Regions from separate parts of the Homo sapiens genome. Here region 2 is linked to region 1. A link is an interaction called in ENCODE POLR2A ChIA-PET data of the cell type or tissue named here. Cell type or tissue: GM12878. All regions are shown on one strand. Region 1 overlaps TESK2 (testis associated actin remodelling kinase 2). Region 2 overlaps TESK2 (testis associated actin remodelling kinase 2).

The links. ChIA-PET counts read pairs that join two places held together with the same protein. Peaks named below come from ENCODE experiments on the same cell type or tissue, not always from the same donor. Only the 100,000 strongest peaks of a DNase experiment are listed, where the experiment ranks them.
Region 2: POLR2A ChIA-PET joins it to region 1 with 12 read pairs; 12 of 35 experiments call an interaction of 5 or more read pairs at or near these places.

What each region holds. Positions count from the first base shown.
Region 1 is chr1:45,468,395-45,473,394 of GRCh38, forward strand. The region is part of intron 1 of TESK2 (testis associated actin remodelling kinase 2); the gene reads right to left. Among named protein-coding and RNA genes, the nearest start is that of TESK2, 20 kb to the right of the region's middle. In GM12878, no CTCF peak of the experiment used is centred here; a DNase peak (open chromatin) is centred at 2,077.
Region 2 is chr1:45,391,860-45,396,859 of GRCh38, forward strand. The region is part of intron 3 of TESK2 (testis associated actin remodelling kinase 2); the gene reads right to left. Among named protein-coding and RNA genes, the nearest start is that of TOE1, 54 kb to the left of the region's middle. RefSeq lists an enhancer at 2,133-2,202. In GM12878, no CTCF peak of the experiment used is centred here; DNase peaks (open chromatin) are centred at 2,252 and 2,682; H3K27ac peaks cover 2,092 bases.

The DNA of each region.
Region 1 (5,000 bases):
TAAATGACTATATTTTAAATGAAATCAACCAAGCTATAAATGGCTGTCAATTTATTCTGACAAATTTTAATAACTAATAAAAGGCAGCAAAGATATACACGTACAAACCCTAAAACCAAGCCCAATTTTATAAAATGTGGGAATGATTACTTTTAAAATAAGAAAATACATTATTTCAAATATATGACATTTTATGATGGTTTCTGCCTCTGGATTACCTCTCTTGGTCTTATATATTGAGTATTATCTATTGATACTAATAGTGTCCCTCAAAGTATTAATATACTTTTTTTGGAACAGAGATAACTACAGTTACCATCACATTACCAGAAAAACATAAGGCGTTATTGTCACAATGATGGGGGTGTGGGATGAGCACTACTGGTATTTTAGTGGGCAGGTGCTAGGGAAGCTAAATGTCCTACAATGCACAAAACAAAGAATTGTCCTGCCCTAAATGCCAATAATGCCCTGGTTGAGAAACACTGTGTTAGAGAAGCTTAATCATTTTTGTTCTTAGACTAGGAAATAGCATTTAGCAGTCTTTCAAAAATGCCCAAATTATGTGGCTTATAAGGACACAAGTAATTTTTTAGTAACTATGTTCTCAACTTAAATATTATAAACTTGGAAGTTCAAAACTTTTTCTTTTCTACATAGGTAGGTTTGTTTTTTCAAATATTAATTTCATTTATATAGGAGTTGATTTGTTTTTCACAAAGAAAATACAACTAAAAGCTTTGATTGGGGAAAGTAATTTGAAAAGCTACCAATTAAAAAAAAGTTAGTGAACTAAATAGCCTATCTTCAATATTATATTTTTTAATCTTTCCAAAGTAAGAATTCCAAAAATCATTTTTCAGAAATATCAAGGAAATTTTTAGGACTCTCAGACCACACTCCTGTCTGAAATATGCTTCTGGAAATAATAACTGCAGCCACTATTTACTACAGACCACGCATTCTACCAAGGGTTTTGTATGTTATCTGTAATCTTTGTGACAACTCTGCAAAGCATGTATTATCATCTCTAATTTAAAGAAAAAGAAATCAAAATCCTGAGAGATTATGACTTCTCCAAATATAAACAACTAGTGAGACTCAGGATTCAAATCTAGTAGTTTCAAACCTAAGCACTTCCCATTATAACATGTCTCCTTCAGAAATACATCAAATTTCTGTGAAAAATGATTTGTGGGTTAGCTACGTAGAAAGCTACTACTATTCCCCAACTTCCCTCAACAGGGTGAGTAAAAAGTGTACAAATGATGGCTCTACCAGTCTCTGAGGCAAAAGCCTTCCTTCAGTCATTCAATCACATTCTACAGACAGAAAAATCAGTATTGATTTAAACAGGCTTTCTAAAGAATGGATGCCATGCTGACAGGGAAAATATGCCAAATCCCAATCATTCTCTATTTTCCATTCTAATGCACAGTATCTGCTGTTTCTCACCCCTTCATTTCAGCAAAACAAAGTAGATACAACTTCACAATAGTCCAGACACAAATTTAATCCTGCAATGCACTAGAAAGCTATCTACCAACAGGTAGCTGGATTTGGCAGTGTCAGCCAGCAATCAAAAATTGTCAATGTCCATCCAAATATGGAATCATATGTGCACAAAGTTGGTAATATTATCCCACAAAGTCATCAAAAAAGATTTCTGAGAATTCAGTGGACTTTCACACCCTAGATATAAAGAGTAGAAAAAGACTGCAAACATAATATACCAATATCCTCATCACATTGTTTTCTTTCTATAATCATAAAAAGTCCCCACCTAATCCAGAATAAATTAAGGATTCATTATGAGTAATATGTAGCCCCGAAAACTGGCCACTTATTTTCTAGAATGGGAATACTGACAAGTACATTAGCTGTGTATCAATACCAAACACATGGCAAATCTACATGACAAGTCTGCTCAGCTGTTATTCTTTCTATGGACCAACACAGCTAATACAGACACGTTTCAGGATGACTATCTAATTAAAAATAAAAGCAATACTGCTGAGCTTACCTTCCTGCTGTGAAATAATGAGTTGCAGTTTCCATTCAAACCAAAGGCAATCTAGCATAAAAACTGGCATCCCTTATCTAATTAACCACGAATATACACAATGGCATATATTAGTACCAGACAGATCAAAAGCCAGTTCTTAAAAGTGTATTAGCTCTTCTAAATAAGCATCATATTTGCTGTGTAACTTCAATCCACCAGGCCCTAAGCCATGACATAAAACAGAAACTTAGGGTGAAAGTTATAAAGGCAGTTAGAGATGAACTAGTTTAATCTTTAGACCAATTCAGGAATCCCCTCTATTAGCTGACTCAAATGTTAATTGGGTAGCCACTAGGTGCAAGGCTTTAGGACAGGTGCTATAGTATTTACTGAGCATTTACTATAATCCAGATGCTTTTCCAAGTGCTTTACATTTAATATCCATAACAGTCCTATAAAATAGATGCCATTATTACCCCCAATTTACAAATGTGTAAACGAAGGCATTAAGGAATTAACTTGCCCAATCTCACAACCAAGAAGTGGTAGAAGGCTGAGCACAGAGGCTCACACCTGTAATCCTAGCACTTTGGGAAGCTGAGGCAGGTGGATCACGAGGTCAGGAGGTCGAGACCATCCTGGCCAACATGGTGAAATCCCATCTCTACTAAAAATACAAAAATTAGTCAGGCATGGTGACGTGCACCTATAGTCCCAGCTACTCAGGAGGCTGAGGCAGAAGAATCACTTGAACCCAGGAGGCAGAGGTTGCAGTGAGCTATGATCACACCACTGCACTCCAGCCTGGTCGACAGAGCAAGACTCCGTCTCAAAAAAAAGAAGCGGAGGAGCCAGAATTCAAACCCAGAGGCTGTACTCTTAATCGCTATGTTAATATTGCCTCTCTGGTAGGAGGATGTACAAAATGGAATAAAACATGACTCCACCTTTCCAAGAACTCAGTCTCCTGAAAGATACATGTAAATCAATGAATATAATAGAGTACAATAAGATAATTTTTTTTTTGAGACAGTCTTGCTCTGTTGCCCAGGCTGGAGAACAGTGGTGCGATCTCGGCTCACTGCAACCTCTGCCTCCCGGGTTCAAGCGATTCTCCTGCCTCCACCTCCCGAGTGGCTGGGACTACAGGCACGCACCACTATGCCCAGATAATTTTTTTGTATTTTTAGTGGAGATGGGGTTTCACTATGTTGGCCAGGATGGTCTCAATCTCTTGACCTGGTGATCTGCCCAACTCAGCCTCCCAAAGTGCTGAGATTACAGGCATGAGCCACTGCACCCAAACAAGATAATTGTTAATGACAGATAAGAGGGAAGGCTTAATTAAGGTACTGGCAGTGAGGAAAAAGAAGTGAGAGAAGATAAGTGACCATTTTTTTAGAGATGGGGGTCTCACTATGTTGCCCAGGCTGGACTTTACAGGCATGATCACTGCACACTACAGCCTCGAACTCCTAAGCTCAAGGGATCCCCTTTGCCTCAGCCACCTCAGCCGCCTCAGCACTACCATGCTGAGCAGAGATAAGTGACATTTTTAAAAAGGTGTTCTGGCCAGGCGCAGTGGCTCACGCCTGTAATCCCAGCACTTTGGGAGGCCGAGGCGGGTGGATCATGAGGTCAGGAGATCGAGACCATCCTGGCTAACACGGTGAAACCCCGTCTCTACTAAAAATACAAAAAAATTAGCCGGGTATGGTGGCCGGCACCTGTAGTCCCAGCTACTCGGGAGGCTGAGGCAGGAGAATGGCATGAACCTGGGAGGCGGAGCTTGCAGTGAGCCGAGATAGTGCCACTGTACTCCAGCCTGGGCGACAGAGCAAGACTCCATCTCAAAAAAAAAAAAAAAGGTGTTCAAGTCCGGGCACCGTGGCTCACACCTGTAATCCCAGCACTTTGGGAGGCCAAGGCGGGCAGATCACCTGAGGTCAAGAGTTCGAGACCAGCCTGGCCAACATGGGGAAACCCCACCTCTACTAAAAATACAAAAATTAGCCAGGCATGGTGGCAGGCACCTGTGATCCCAGCTACTTGGGAGGCTAAGGCAGAAGAATCGCTTGAACCCAGGAGGCAGAAATTGCAGTGAACCAAGATTGCGCCATTGCACTCCAGCCTGGGGGACAAGAGCAAAACTCCATCTCAAAAAAAAAAAAAAAAAAGGTGATCAAGTAGACATATGAGGTACAAGAGGTACCCAGATGACTCCAAGTTTAACTAGAATCCCTCCCATGTTTCTGGTTTGGGTAACTGGGAGAATGGCTAGCCATTCACCTAAAGGATATGATGTGTAAGGAGACGCAAATTCTTCTCAGATCTTACTGAGTTTAAGTTGCCTGAAGGAACACCAGTTAACAATGTCCAGGAGGCTGTTGGAGACACCATACTGGAGCTTAGGAGAGAGGACTAGACTGAAGATGTACACTTAAAAGTTACTAGCATGCCGGGCGCGGTGGCTTACGCCTGTAATCCCAGCACTTTGGGAAGCCAAGGCAGGCGGATCACAAGGTCAGGAGATTGAGATCATCCTGGGTAATACGGTGAAACCCTGTCTCTACTAAAAAAAAAAAAAAAAAAAAATACAAAAAAATTAGCCAGGTGTGGTGGCGGGTGCCTGTAGTCCCAGCTAATCGGGAGACTGAGGCAGGAGAATGGTGTGAACCCGGGAGGCAGAGCTTGCAGTGAGCCGAGATCGTGCCACTGCACTCCCTGGCAAGACAGTAAGACTCCGTCTCAAAAAAAAAAAAAAAAAGTCACTAGCACTTACTAAAAAATTTCCCAAAGTACAGAATATGACTCTAGGTAATACCGAGTTCCTACCATGCACCAAAGCCCAGGCACCTTCTTTTTGTGCTTAGGTGAAAGCAGGTAAGTGGTCAAGGGAACATCAATATATACAGGACAAAAAAAGGAAGAGTATACAAATGAGACTAAAAAGGAAAAACGCAAGAATAAAACCAGAAGAAAGTATATTGCCATT
Region 2 (5,000 bases), 77 kb before region 1:
TTTGATTTGAATCCTGGCTCTACCATTTACTGATGACCTCTCTGCAATTCAGTTTCTTCACATGCAAAATGTAAATATTAATATTACCTAACCCATATGGTTATTGTGAAGATGAAATAAGATAACTTGGGCTTCTGGAACATAATAAACACTAGAAAATGTTAGCTATTCTTGCTAATCTAACATTTCTGACTCCTTCCCCAGACTGGAATATAAGGTATTGATTGATTGATTGATTGACTGATTGAGACTGTCTCGCTCTGTCACCCAGGCTGAAGTGCAGTGGTGCAATCTTGCCTCACTGCAACCTCCGCCTCCCGGGTTCAAGCAATTCTCCTGCCTCAGCCTCCTGAGTAGCTGAGATTACAGGCACCTGCCACCATGCCCAGGTAATTTTTGTATTTTTAGTACAGACAGGGCTTCACCATGTTGGCCAGGCTGGTCTTAAACTTCCTCACCTTAGGTGATCCACCCACCTCAGGTGATCTGCCTGCCTTAGCCTCCCAAAGTGCTGGGATTACAGGCATAAGCCACCGTGCTTGGCCTATTTGAATATTTTTTAGCCCGGCGCGGTGGCTCACGCCTGTAATCCCAGCACTTTGCGAGGCAGAAGCTGGCGGATCACCTCAGGTCGGGAGTTTGAGACCAGCCTGACCAACATGGAAAACCCTGTCTCTACTAAAAATACAAAATTAGCCAGGTGTGGTGGCACATGCCTGTAATCCCAGATACTCGGGAGGCTGAGGCAGGAGAATTGCTTGAACCCAGGAGGTGGAGGTTGTGGTGAGCCGAGAGCGCACCATTGCACTCCGGCCTGGGCAACAAGAGTGAAACTCTGTCTCAAAAAAAAAAAAAAAATTTATTTTTTAGAGATAGTATTGCTTTGTTGCCCAGGCTGGTCTCAAATTCCTGGGCTCAAGTGATCCTCCCACCTCGGCCTCCCAAAGTGCTAGGATTACAGGCATGAGCCACTATGCCGGGCCAAGGCTTTTAAGAGTACAGATCTTGTCTCATTTGTTTCTATATACAATGTCTCACACAAAATGTTTCGTACACAAGTTGCTAAACACACATTTATTGAATGAAGAAGCAATAATTACCAAATTAACTTCACAATGTAAACTCGTGTTACATTAAAGAACATTAGAGGCAAGTACAAGGCAGTAAAGCCAAGAGGTATTTGATTTTCTTTAATCAAATATTTATAAAGAAGTCAGGCAATAGGATTCTACTAGAAAAACAATGGCTACATTTTAAAATCATGGGTTTTTCTAGAAGCTGAAAAGACCTGGTTTGGATGTGACACACCCTTGCTTTTCTTCCTCCCAGGCCCACTATTATTTTGACCACACCATCTACAGAGATGTCATAGCACATCCAGGCAGGCACTGGCTTCATAGGAGAGTTTTCTGTCTGCTTTCTTCCCACCCTCTACTCAAATAACCATATCACAATCGTGTCACACAACTCTACTTCTACGTGCAACTTTACTGCCTAACCTCTCCCAAATCATTCCTAATGGAAAACCACCACCACATCCAAAGTGGTGTCACAGAGCTGGCAAGCTGAGACATGCATTAGCTTTATATTGGAAAAAGAGCGGCCGGGCATAGTGGCTCATGTCTGTAATCCCAGCACTTTGGGAGGCCAAGGTGGGAGGATCACGAGGTCAAGAGATCAAGACCATCCTGGCCAACATGGTGAAACCCCATCTCTACTAAAAATACAAAAATTAGCCAGGCGTGGTGGTGGGCGTCTGTAGTCCCAGCTACTCGGGAGGCTGAGGCAGGAGAATAGCTTGAACCTGGGAGATGGAGGTTGCAGTGAGCTAAGATTGTGCCACTGCACTTCAGCCTGGGTGACAGTGAGACTCCGTCTCAAAAAAAAAAAAAAAAAGAGCTTGAACAGAGTTAATCACTCTAAATGTTGTAAAAAAACAATATACTATAAAGAGGAAATATTACTCATCCTTGACAGGGAAGTGACATGTGCCTAGAAAAGCACGTAACATCAACAATAAGTTTTCACTAAAGTTTTTATTGCTAACTATATCAAAAATCGAAATGAAGCCTCAAATCATTGTCATGTCACAAGACCTTAAAAATTTATATTCTGAATGATTTTTATTCCCCTATCCCCATACCCCACCCCAAATCATACCAGCTAGAATTACTTAACTCAGGAAGGGGGTGCTTTCTTAATGCATGTGCTTTGAGAGTAAGTGATTACTCAACTTTGTTATTTTTAGTTTCATATGACATACAGATTCATGTTGAGAAGGAGGGTTGCTTTTTTTTTTGAGACAAGGTCTTGCTCTGTCGCCCAGTCTGGAGTGCGGTGGCACAGTGCAATAGTGTGATCATAAGCTCGCTGCAGCCTCAACCTCCCAGTCTCAAGTGACTCTCCTGTCTCACTGTCTCAGCCTCCTGAGCAGCTGGGACTACAGGCACACACCACAGCTGGCTTTTTTTTTTTTTTTTTTTTTGGTAGAGACAGGGTCTCACTGTGTTGCCTAGGCTGGTCTCAAGTTCCTGGCCTCAAGTGATCTTCCTGCCTTGGCTTCCCAAAGTAAGCCACCACACTAGGCCAAGGATTGCTTTTGTACTTTAGACCACTGTGGAAACAAACCCATGAAGGATCTTGTCAAAATGCAGACTCGCACTCTGTAGGTCAGGGATGGGGCCTAAGAATCTGAATTTCTAAACTCCCAGGTGATGCTGATGTCGCTTGGTCTACAGACTACATGCAGTGAGTAGCAAAGCCTTTAAACAAATGACTGTTTATCACTGCTCTAAAGATAGTAAGACCAACAGGAAACTCTTTTTTTTTTTTTTTTTTTTTTTTTTTTTAAAGACAGAGCCGCACTCTGTTGCCCAGGCTGCAGTACAATGGCTCAGTCTTGGTTCACTGCACCTCTGCCTCCTGAGTTCAAGCGATTCTCCTGCCTCAGCCTCCCGAGTAGCTGGGATTAGAGGCGGCCACCACACCTGGCTAATTTTTGTATTTTTAGTAGAGACGGGGTGTTTCACCATGTTGGCTAGGCTGGTCTCGAACTCCTGACCTCAAGTGATCCGCCCGTCTCAGCCTCCCAAAAGGCTGGGATTACAGGCATTAGCCACTGCACCCGGCCCCAACAGGAAACTCTTAACTCTGATACTACTGGTAAACTAGACTTTGTCTAGAGACTAGAGTCTTTTCTATAGCATGATTTACCATTCCCCATAAAGTGTCATTATTAAGCTTTTCCACATCTTTGCCTTTTCTCAGACTGTTCCCACTACCTAAAATGCCCCTCTCTTCATTTCCACATACCTTACTTAACGATGGGGATACATTCTGAGAAATGCATTCTTAGGTGATTTTGTGGTTGCATAATCATAGAGTGTACTTACATAAACCTGGATGGTATAGCCTACAATACCCTCAGGCTATACGGTAGAGTCTATTGATCCTAGGCTACAAGCCTGTACAGCATATTACTGTACTGAATACTGTAGACAACTGCAACAAAATGGTAAGTTTTGTGTATCTTAACATATCTAAACATAGAAAAGGTACAGTAAAAATATGGTATTATAATCTCATGGAACCACCATCATGTATGCGGTCTGTTGTTGACCAAAACATCTTATGCACTGCATTACTGTAGTTAGATTCTACTCATCCTCAAATACCAGTTCAAATACTTCCTTCTCATGTTCTTCAACTACCAAGGCAGCCATTTACACTCCTTTCTTTTCTTTTCTTTTCTTTTTTTTTTTTTTTGAGACAAGGTCCCACTCTGTCACCCAGGCTGGAGTGCAGTGTTGCAATTACAGCTCACTGCAACCTTGAACTCCTGGGCTCAAACAATCTTTCTGCCTCACCCTCCCAAATATGCTAGGATTACAGGTGTGAGCCACCATGCCCAGCCTATATCACCTTCCTATAGCATCATTTCCAAGCTTTAACTATGTTTTATCACATGCCTTATAACTTTTTTACTAGACCACAAGCTTCTTAACAGCAAGATACCATTCTCTTGCCTGGCATATGACAATATATAAACGCTTGTTAGTCTTTCTCTGAAGGAGGTTAAAAATAAAAAACACTTGCTGGGTAAATTATGGTTTGTTTTGTTTTGTTTTGTTTTTGAGGCAAGATCTAGCTCTGTCAACTACGCTGGAGAGCAGTGGCACCATCATAGCTCACTGCAGCCTCAAACTCCTGGGCTCAAGTGATTCTTCACTGGGTAAATTTATTTTTATTTATTTTTATTTATTTTTATTTTGAGACTGGGTCTTGCTCTGTCACCCAGGCTAGAATGCAGCAGCGCTATCTGGCCTCCATGTTCAAGTGATTCTCCCACCTCAGCCTCCCAAGTAGCTAAGATTACAGGCATGTGCCCCCATACCTGGCTAATTTTTTTGTATTTTTAGTAGAGACAGGGTTTCACCATGTTGGCCAGGCTGGTCTTGAACTCCTGACCTCAAGTGATCCACCCGCCTCAGCCTCCCAAAGTACTGGGATTACAGGTGTGAGCTACTGCGCCCAGCCTTCACTGGGTAAATTTAAAACACAACTCAAAATTTTTTGAGTACCTATTATGTGCCAGGCACTGGCAACGATGATAATGATGATGGTATGAGATAACTCTTTTTTTTTTTTGAAACAGAGTCTCACTCTGTTGCCCACGCTGGAGTGCAGTAGTGCAATCTCAGCTTACTGCAACCTCTGCCTCCCAGGTTCAAGCAATTCTCCTGCCTCAGCCTCCCGAGTAGCTGGGATTACAGGCGCCTGCCACCATGCCTGGCTAATTTTTATATTTTTAGTAGAGACAGGGTTTTGCCACGTTGGCCAGGCTGGTCTCGAACTCCTGACCTCAGGTGATCCACCTGCCTCGGCCTCCCAAAGTGCTGGGATTACAGGCATGAGCCACCACGCCCGGCCTGGTATCAGCTAAGTTGTTTTTTTTTTTTTTTTTTTTTTTGAGATGGAGTCTCACTTCGTTGCTCTGTTGC